Regions from separate parts of the Homo sapiens genome. Here region 2 is linked to region 1. A link is a loop called in an ENCODE intact Hi-C map of the cell type or tissue named here. Cell type or tissue: body of pancreas. All regions are shown on one strand. Links, peaks and the distances in the headings refer to the core of each region. The heading gives the core; the rest is flanking DNA.

Region 1 (4,405 bases), core at 161-4,160:
ATTGAGTTAATAAACATGCATGTATGATAAAACCTCCATTAAAAAAAAACCCTTGGAGAGCTTCTGGGTTAGTGAAGGCACACACATACCAGGAGGGTAGTGTGCTCCAACTCTACTAGGACAGAAGCTCCTGAGCACAGGATCCTTCCAGATCTCACCCTGTGTACCTCTTCACCTGGCTGTTCGTTCGGATCCTTTATACTCAACCAGTAATAGTAAGATGCTTTTCTGAGTTCTGTGAGCCACTCTAGCAAATATTTGTGTCCCTGGGAACCCCTGACTTTGTAGCCAAATTGGATAGAAGGTTGGGTACCCTGGATACTCAAAACTTGTGTTGGCATCTGCAGTGGGGCAGTCTTGTGGGGCTGAGCCCTTAACCTATGGGATCTATGTTAACTCCAAGTAGTTAGTGCCAGAACTGAATTGAATTTTGAGACACCCACTCGATGTCCAGAAAGTTGGAGCATTGTTTGATTTGGAGACAAAACCCCATACATTTGGTGTTAGAAGTGCTGAGACTAAAACTGTTCAGAACCATCATTACCACAGTCTAGATGATGAACAGGAGTCCCCAAGACAAATATTCTTACATCTAGTCTTGCACCACTCTAATTCATTGTCCATGCTGCAGCTGGAATAATTTTAATTCAGGATTACTTCTTCTACTTCTCTTAAAACCCTTTTTGTCGTCCTTAGGATAATATCCACATTTCCTAACATACAAGGTCTTCTGCATCTGGGCTATGTCTACCTCTTATCCTTGTTCATGCTAGGCTTCCTTTTACATTGTTGTTCTTACCATAAAGGCCTTCTGGCAAGTGTTCATATATTCTACATATTCTTCTTATGCCTCCAGGCCTGGAATAGGGCTCTTCTGCCTTCAGTCTTTTTTTTTTTTTTTTTTTTTTGGAGACGGAGTCTTGCTCTGTGGCCCAGGCTGTAGTGCAGTGGTGCAATCTCAGCTCACTGCAACCTCCACCTCCCAGGTTCAAGCAATTCTCCTGCCTCAGCCTCCTGAGTAGCTGGGATTACAGGCACCCACCACCACACCATGCTAATTTTTGTATTTTTTAGTAGAGAAGGGGTTTCACCATGTTGGCCAGGCTGGTCTTGAACTCCTGACCTCACGTGATCCACCCGCCTCGGCCTCCCAGAGTGCTGGGATTACAGGTGTGAGCCATGGCACCTGGCCTCTCCTTTCACTCTTAGCTAAGCTAACGTCAATACAAGTTGTCCTTCAGAGCTCAGCTTAAACATCACTTCCTCTAGGGTGTCTTCCCTAACCTATTAGGTAAGGTAGATGTCCTGCAATTGGCTCTTATGGTGTCCTCTATGTCCCTAGCAACACTTTGCATTCTTTGTTCTGGAATTGTCTCTCTTCTTCTCTTCTTTATAAAGCCAGCTTTACCATAGCACTTGGTACCTAGGAGGGGCCAGTATGTCCTTGCTGACTGACCAACTAAATGGATATTATTTCAAATAAACTCAGTTCAACAGCTAATCTGAACCTTTGGCCGTTTTTGAAATATGCATTGTACTATCCCATCTTTGTGCCTTTGCTAGTGTTGTTTTTCTGCTCAGATTGCCCTGACCTTCTATCCCACCTTCCCCATCTCCACACATTTTTAATCCTCAGCTTACATTTGACTTCTTCCAACCTACATTCCTAGTCAATAGAATCAGGGCTAGTCCTTCCCTTCCTCTCCCCAGGAAAATACATATGAAGGCAACATTTCTCGTATATTTCTGTATGCTTAAACGACCCCTTAAAGTCTACCCATGGATCTCTTGGGGTTCTGTAGGCCTATGAAACAGACTGGCTAGATGTTCACTAAATCTGTTTCCTCCTCTTCCTGAGCACACAGCTAGACTACATTTCCTGGCCTCCACTGTGGTTGGGAAGACTGAGTTTTAGCCAAGTGTACAGAATTTCCTTCAAGAGTCCCTCATATTATCATCCTTGTTCCTCCTCTATCTGTGGATGTAAATGAGTATGATGAACTTGGAAGCCACATGTTAAAGATGACAGAGCCGCAAGATAAAAGGAGCTTGAGTCACCACATGGAGCAGAGGTGCCCTCCAATCAGATGTACCTGTTTCATACTTTATATGAGTGGAAAAAAAAAAGATTTTTAAGGAGTTTGAAATATATTTTTGTATACATTGGTTATAGCAGTTAGCCTATCTTTTTTTTTTTTAATTTTATAAATTTTTGCTAAGGGAGGTGCAGGTCCACACCAAGGCCCAGCCATCCCAGTTAGCCTGTCTTAACTAACATAAAACACCAAGTTAAAAACCCCTGGTTTGTAAGAAGATAGTAAAAAGCTTAGTGGTTGCCAGGGGTTGGAGGAAGGGAGGAATAGATAGGTGGAGCTTAGAGAATTTTTAGGGCAGTGAAACTACCATTTTTAATACTATAATGGTAGATACACATCTTTATACATTTGTCAAAACCCATAAAGTGTACAGAACCAAGACTGAATCCTAATGTAGACTATGGACTTTGGGTGGTAATGATGAGTCAATGTAGGTTTGTAGGTTCAAGAATTCTAACAAATGTTCCACTGTGGTACTGGATGTTGATAATGGGGTGGCTGTGTGTCTGTGTGGAGAGGGGGTACATAGGAACTCTCTGTACTTTCTGCTTAATTTTGCTGTGAACTAAAACCGCTTTAGAAAATGAAATCTACTGAAAACAAAAACAAAAACAAAAAACACAACAAAACCCTGGTTTACACATTTATAATTAATTTTTTTTTTTTTGTAGAGATGGGGGTCTCACTATGTTGCCCAGACTAGTCTCAAACTCGTGGGCTCAAGTGATGCTCCCACCTTGGCCTCCCAAAGTGCTGGGATTAGAGACACGAGCCACCATACCTGGCCAACACATTTAAAATACATAGTTTAAGCTACTTATATGCTCTAATCACAAACTGCCCAAGACTATTTCACTTTATAGCACAGAGCCTGATAATACATATTTATTTACATGAGGATCAATCTACCCAGATAACACAGCAGCTCTAAATGTGCATGCTCCAACAATAAGGCTTCAAAATATATGGAAAAAAGGCCAGGTGCGGTGGCTCACGCCTGTAATCCCAGCACTTTGGTAGGCCAAGGTGGGTGGAGCACCTGAGTTTGGGAGTTCAAAAGCAGCCTGGCCAACATGGAGAAACCACGTCTCTACTAAAAATACAAAAATTAGCCAGGCTGGTGGTGCATGCCTGTAGTCCCAGCTACTCAGGAGGCTGAGGCAGGGGAAATCACTTGAACCCTGGAGGCAGAGGTTTCAGTGAGCCAAGAACGTGCCACTGTACTCCAGCCTGGGTGTGTCTAAAAAATTGAAAACAAAAACAAAAACATGGAAAACAAACAAAACCAAACAATGTGAAAACAATAAAGCTGAAAGGAGAACTACAAATCCACAATTATAGTTGGGGACCTCAACACTCCCTGTCAGTAATTAATAGAAGTATTAGTAAACAGAAAGCAAAAAAGTAGAACTACATAACACCATTAGCCAAGAGGATGTAATTGATGTTTATAGATGACTCCACTTAACAACAGCAGAATATAACTTTTTTCCAAGTGCCCATGCAACAGTTGTATACATAGGCCATATCCTGGATTATAAAGCAGACGTCAACAAATTCAAAATAATTGAAGCTATATGAAGTATGCACTATGACTATAAAAAAATTGAACTAGAAATCAATAACATGAAGAAAACAAGAAAACCTCAATACATGAAGATTACACAACACATAATCCATGAGTCAATGAAATCTTTCAGGGAAAATAAAAAAATACATTGATCTGAATGAAAATTAAAATATAATATATGAAAACGTGTGGGATGGCCAAGCACAGTAGCTCATGCCTGTAATCACAACACTTTGGGAGGCCAAGGCAGGTGGATCACCTGAGGTCATGAGTTTGAGACCAGCCTGGCCAACATGGTAAAACCCCATCTTTACTAAAAATGCAACAATTAGCTGGGTGTGGTGGCGTACACCTACTACTACTACTCAGCTACTCAGCTACTCAGGAGGCTGAGATGGGAGAATTGCTTGAACCCGGGAGGCGGAGGCTTCAGTGAGCCGAGATTGCGCCACTCTAGACTAGGTGACAGCGAGACCCCATCTCAAAAAAAAAAAAAAAAAAAAAGAAAGAGAAAAAACCCAGAAAACTTGTGGGACACAGCTAAAGCACACCTGAGAAATTTATGGCACTAAAATATATTAGAAAAAAAGGAAAGGGTTCAAATCAATAACCTAAATCCCCACCTGAAGAAACTAGAAAAAGAACAAAATAAACCCAAACAAGCAGAAAAAAAGAAACTAATAAAGTTAAGAGCAGAAATCAATAAAATTGAAAATATGGAAATAGTAGAGAAACTCCA
Region 2 (4,405 bases), core at 240-4,239, 690 kb after region 1:
TGGCTCGTAATAACGTACTATCCAATTGACTATTTCTAGACCCACCTGACTAGTGGGTAGTTGTTCTGGCTTACATTGATTGCCTCAAGGCTTGTGGATTGAACCTGCATGTGGCTGACAGCCCAGTAGCTGGTGGGATTGAGTTTGAGAAAGCCAGGTACTGGCGAAGGCTTGTAACCATGATTTCTCACTGAAGAAACTCAGGTGCCCTGGTCAGAGGTAGACAAATGCATTAGATGGACTGGAGTAATTTGTGGAATAAGCATTTTGGGGTGGTTGTGGTCACAATTGTGCTGGTGGTTATAGTGTCTGGGAAGTGTTTGTAAATAGTTTCTACCATGTGTGATGACTTTGATGCTCTTATAAAATCCCTTGAGAAGGTTTCCTTAAAGAAGTGCACCAGAGTGACTCAGTATTTACTAGGTAGAGTTAGTTCTTATCTTTGAACCACAGATATGAGGCCATGCTTCATTCTAGATGGCATATGAGTGAAAAAGTTCTGATGTTTGTCTATAATAAACCAACTCAAAATCTTGAAAATTATTGCATTTTTACTAGGCAATCTGTATTTTCCAAATCAGCTTTTGCACCTTGCAGGAAACACCAAAACCATTTATCGAGTTGTATTTCCTAACTTTAGCCATGCATACATGTGTGTGCACATACACAATACATGCAAATATAATATATTTATACAAGTTTATAATCATCTTGTTGTATTCTTATTTAGCCATAGAACTTCATCTGTACCACAGTTTTACATTCCTGGCTTAGGGTACTACTGTATGTGCATTTTAATTTGTCTGTGAAACACTGCATAGAGTGCAGTGTGTGTGTGTGCCTCTTCTAGGAGGTATTATTTGTATTTTGTGCCTATATGAAATGCATATGGGATTCTAAAGAGAACATTCTTAGTCTCCAATTTCTCCTCATTTGGGGAATTTATCAAGATAGTGCTATTGTCTACTTTGAGATTGGAAGAGAGTTGGGAACAGTGTGATTTATAGTTGAAACATTGATGTAAATCTTGGTTCTGTTGTTTGCTAGTTGTATAACTTTGGGTAAAAATTACAACCACTTGGAAGCTGAGTCCCTTCATTTATAAGATGTGGCTAATAATTTTTCCTCCTTAAGGTTGTTGAGAAGACTAAACATATGTAGATATTGCTTCACATAGTATCTGGCATGTAGCAGGCATTATTATTAATATAATAAAAGGTCTGAAATGGAAGGAGTCTTAGAGTTAATAATGTTGACCAACCTTCTCCTTCTGCAGATGAAGACTCTGAAGCCCAGAGGGATGAAATAACTTAGCTAGAGTTTTAATATAACTAGTGATAGAGTTGAAATGGCCTCCAAATAGCTAGATTCCCATGAAATTCCAAGGAAAAGATGTCAGTTGTATTTGTCAGTGGGCAGAAGAATCTATCTGTGCAATAGTGAAAAATGAAAGGCTCCTCTCTTTGTACTTCCTGAATTGAAAGAAAATTTGGTAATATAAGCAAAGCTTCTAAAATCAGACATCTTTTGAATTTTGGAGTATATATTTGCTACTTGATGTCTCAGGTCTGTTTCTAGGATTTCCATTTAATAAGTCAATTTGGGAATTTTAGAAAGCCTGATTTTATTTTTATTAAAGAATGCATTTATTGGAGTATAATTTTTACATACTATGAAATTCACCTCTTTTAAGTGTACAATTCAATGATTTTTAGTAAACACTATAAAGTGCTACTTATCATCACAATCCAGTTTTCGAACACTTTCATCGCCTCAAGAAGATTCCTCATACCTGTTCGTGGTTTATATATGTAACCCATAAACCCTGGATGATCACTGATTTACTTTCTGCTTCTATCCATTTGCTTTTCTGGGCAGTTCATACAAATGAATTTATCCAATATGTGCCTTTTGTGGCTGGCTTGTTTCATTTAGTGTAATGAGGCTCATTTGTATAGTGGCAAGCTTATTGTTTTGCTTCTTTTTATTGCTGTATCTTGGTTGACTTTTGATATCAGTTCTATTGACGTGACAGGAAAATGGGGGGCAAGAAATGATTTCATCCTCTCCAATTTTGCCACCTGGGAAGCCTGATTCCATGGAATTGCCCCCGGAGCAGCTTCCCATAGGGAAGTCACCAAGGTTGAGTCCTCTGGCCCTCTTCCCAGGCTGTGGGGAGGAAATGTTTACATTCTTGTCTCTGATGACTATGCCACTAAATGGTTGGAAAATTGCCCAAGTAGGAGGCAGCAGTTCAGATTCCAGGAGGTGAATAACAGCCTTGAAGTGCACATTAGTGAGGGCAGTGACACACCTGCCATTGAGCTTAGGAGTTTGGGGAAAGGAGTGAGTCCTCATGGGGAGGTGATGGAAGGGGTGTGTAAGTGTCACAGCTAGGGGTGACCCCGGTAGGGAGCAGGTGTGTTTTCTTGATTTGCTGGTTGTGAGAGCAAGGTAGTATGTGGTAGTGTTCCACAAGCAGGTTTGGAAATCAGGCCGAAGTTGGTTGACATTGTGACTTTGGGCTAATTGTGAAGCCTCCTAAATCCTGGGTTTCTTAATGTATATAGTCCTTACCTTGTAGAGTTGTGAGAACTAAATGAGATGATGCAGACAAAATGCTTAGTAGAATCTCTGGCAACTAGAAAATTTTTAGTAGGTGTTAACTATTAATTTCTCACTTCTTGACAATAGAAAGTCTTACGTAATCTTGTGTTTTTGTTGGCTCCCTCCTTAAGTGTCTTTAAATGAAGATTAATTATCTAGAAAGACTAAAGTACTACATTTCTAACATAATAAAAATATGCAAGGAATTAATGGAAATGGTGTTTCCTCTTAGAAATAAAAACTAATTTACTTTATTTTCCCCTTCCCTTTCCCTGCCCTTGTTTTCCGTCTTTTCTTCCTTCATTCCTCATAACTTAATTCATACTCTAATTCCAATTACTAGTATTTATGTTGCTCATTATAGGTTATGAAGTGTTTTTTTTTTTTTCATAGCCTTACTGCATTTGATCCTCATAGCAGTTCTGGAGAGAGCTGCCATTATTATTCTCATTTTAGATATGGAGATAATGGGACCTGGCAAAGTCACACTGCTCATAAATGGTGGGCATCACCTGCATTATTAGATATTGGGAATTAGAGACTGTATTAGTTTCTTAGGGCTGCTGTAACAAGTGACCACAACCAGGTGGCTTAACAAACATAAATTTATTCTCTCATATTTCTCAGAGGCTGGAAGTTTGAAATCAGGGTGTTGGCAGGGTTGGCTCCTTCTGGAGATTCTGAGGCAGAATCTGTTCCTTGCCTCTCTCCCAGCTTCTGTTGATTGCTGGAAACCCGTGGCATTTTTTGGCTTTTAACTGCATCCCTCCCATCTGTGCCTCTGTCTTCATATAACATTGTTCCTTGTGTGTGTGTGTCTGCTATGTTTCCCTGAATATTCCTTTCCTTTTTTTAAAACATAGAAGCATCATTAATTGGGAAGATATGAAGGAAACATTTCCATAATTGAAGGATCTTACAGATTAATTGCAAGAGTAGAAAGTGGTAGAGTTGTGTGGAGGCTGACGTGGGAGGATCACTTGAGACCAGGAGTTTGAGACCAGCCTGGGCAACACAGAGAGACCCCATCTCTACAAAAAATTTAAACAAATTAGCTCAGTGTGGTGGTGCATGCCTGTAGTCCTAGATACTCAGGAGGATGAGGCAAGAGGATCACTTGAGCCCAGGAGTTCAAGGATACAGTGGGCTATAATCATGCCACTATATTCCAGCCTGGGTGATAGAGTGAAACCCTGTCTCAAAATAAAAGAAAATGGCAGTCGCCAAGCAATGCAGAAGCTTTTAGTGACTTGGCTTATAAACCACTGAGTAGTGACCTTTGGTGAGGGAGAATCAGAAGGGCTGGAAAGGACAGACTGGCATGTGGAGATGCTGGAGCTTGTGCTTGGCTTCCTTAAATAAGAACAAAATTTGACCTCCCAAAGCCAAATCCTTTGAACCCAGAAGATGGCATTAGCTGTCTGATGAAGTGAGGGGCAAAGTCTAAAGGCCAACACAGACATAATACATAAAGGCAAAACTCCAATCAAATATCACCTAAAGAAGGGTATATGAAATGAATAGGGAAAGAATATTAACTAGTAGCATTTTACAGGAATGCTTGGCAGTAAAACCTTAAAAAGTGAATGGGCTGAGTGGCAACAGAGAGGGAAGATGGAAGTCAGACTGCCCCTCTATTGTTGAATGAGAAACCCAGGGAATAAAATGGGTCTGGGGAGCTTTATAAAGAAAGTAGTGCTAGGTAAACTTTTTGTTTTGTTTTTGAGTAAAGTGAAAGCAAGTTTATTAAGAAAGTAAAGAAATAAAGAATGGCTAGTCTCCACAGACAGAGCCTATG

What was found. Hi-C counts contacts between places; a loop is a spot of excess contacts. Peaks named below come from ENCODE experiments on the same cell type or tissue, not always from the same donor. Only the 100,000 strongest peaks of a DNase experiment are listed, where the experiment ranks them.
Region 2: a loop joins it to region 1, with 5 times the contacts of the local background. A loop is called at or near these places in 1 of 110 quality-filtered maps.

What each region holds. Positions count from the first base shown.
Region 1 is chr18:51,202,871-51,207,275 of GRCh38, forward strand. No RefSeq gene overlaps it. Among named protein-coding and RNA genes, the nearest start is that of MEX3C, 7.4 kb to the left of the region's middle. In body of pancreas, for the core only: no CTCF peak of the experiment used is centred there; no DNase peak of the experiment used is centred there.
Region 2 is chr18:51,888,742-51,893,146 of GRCh38, forward strand. No RefSeq gene overlaps it. Among named protein-coding and RNA genes, the nearest start is that of DCC, 450 kb to the right of the region's middle. In body of pancreas, for the core only: no CTCF peak of the experiment used is centred there; a DNase peak (open chromatin) is centred at 2,140; H3K27ac peaks cover 327 bases.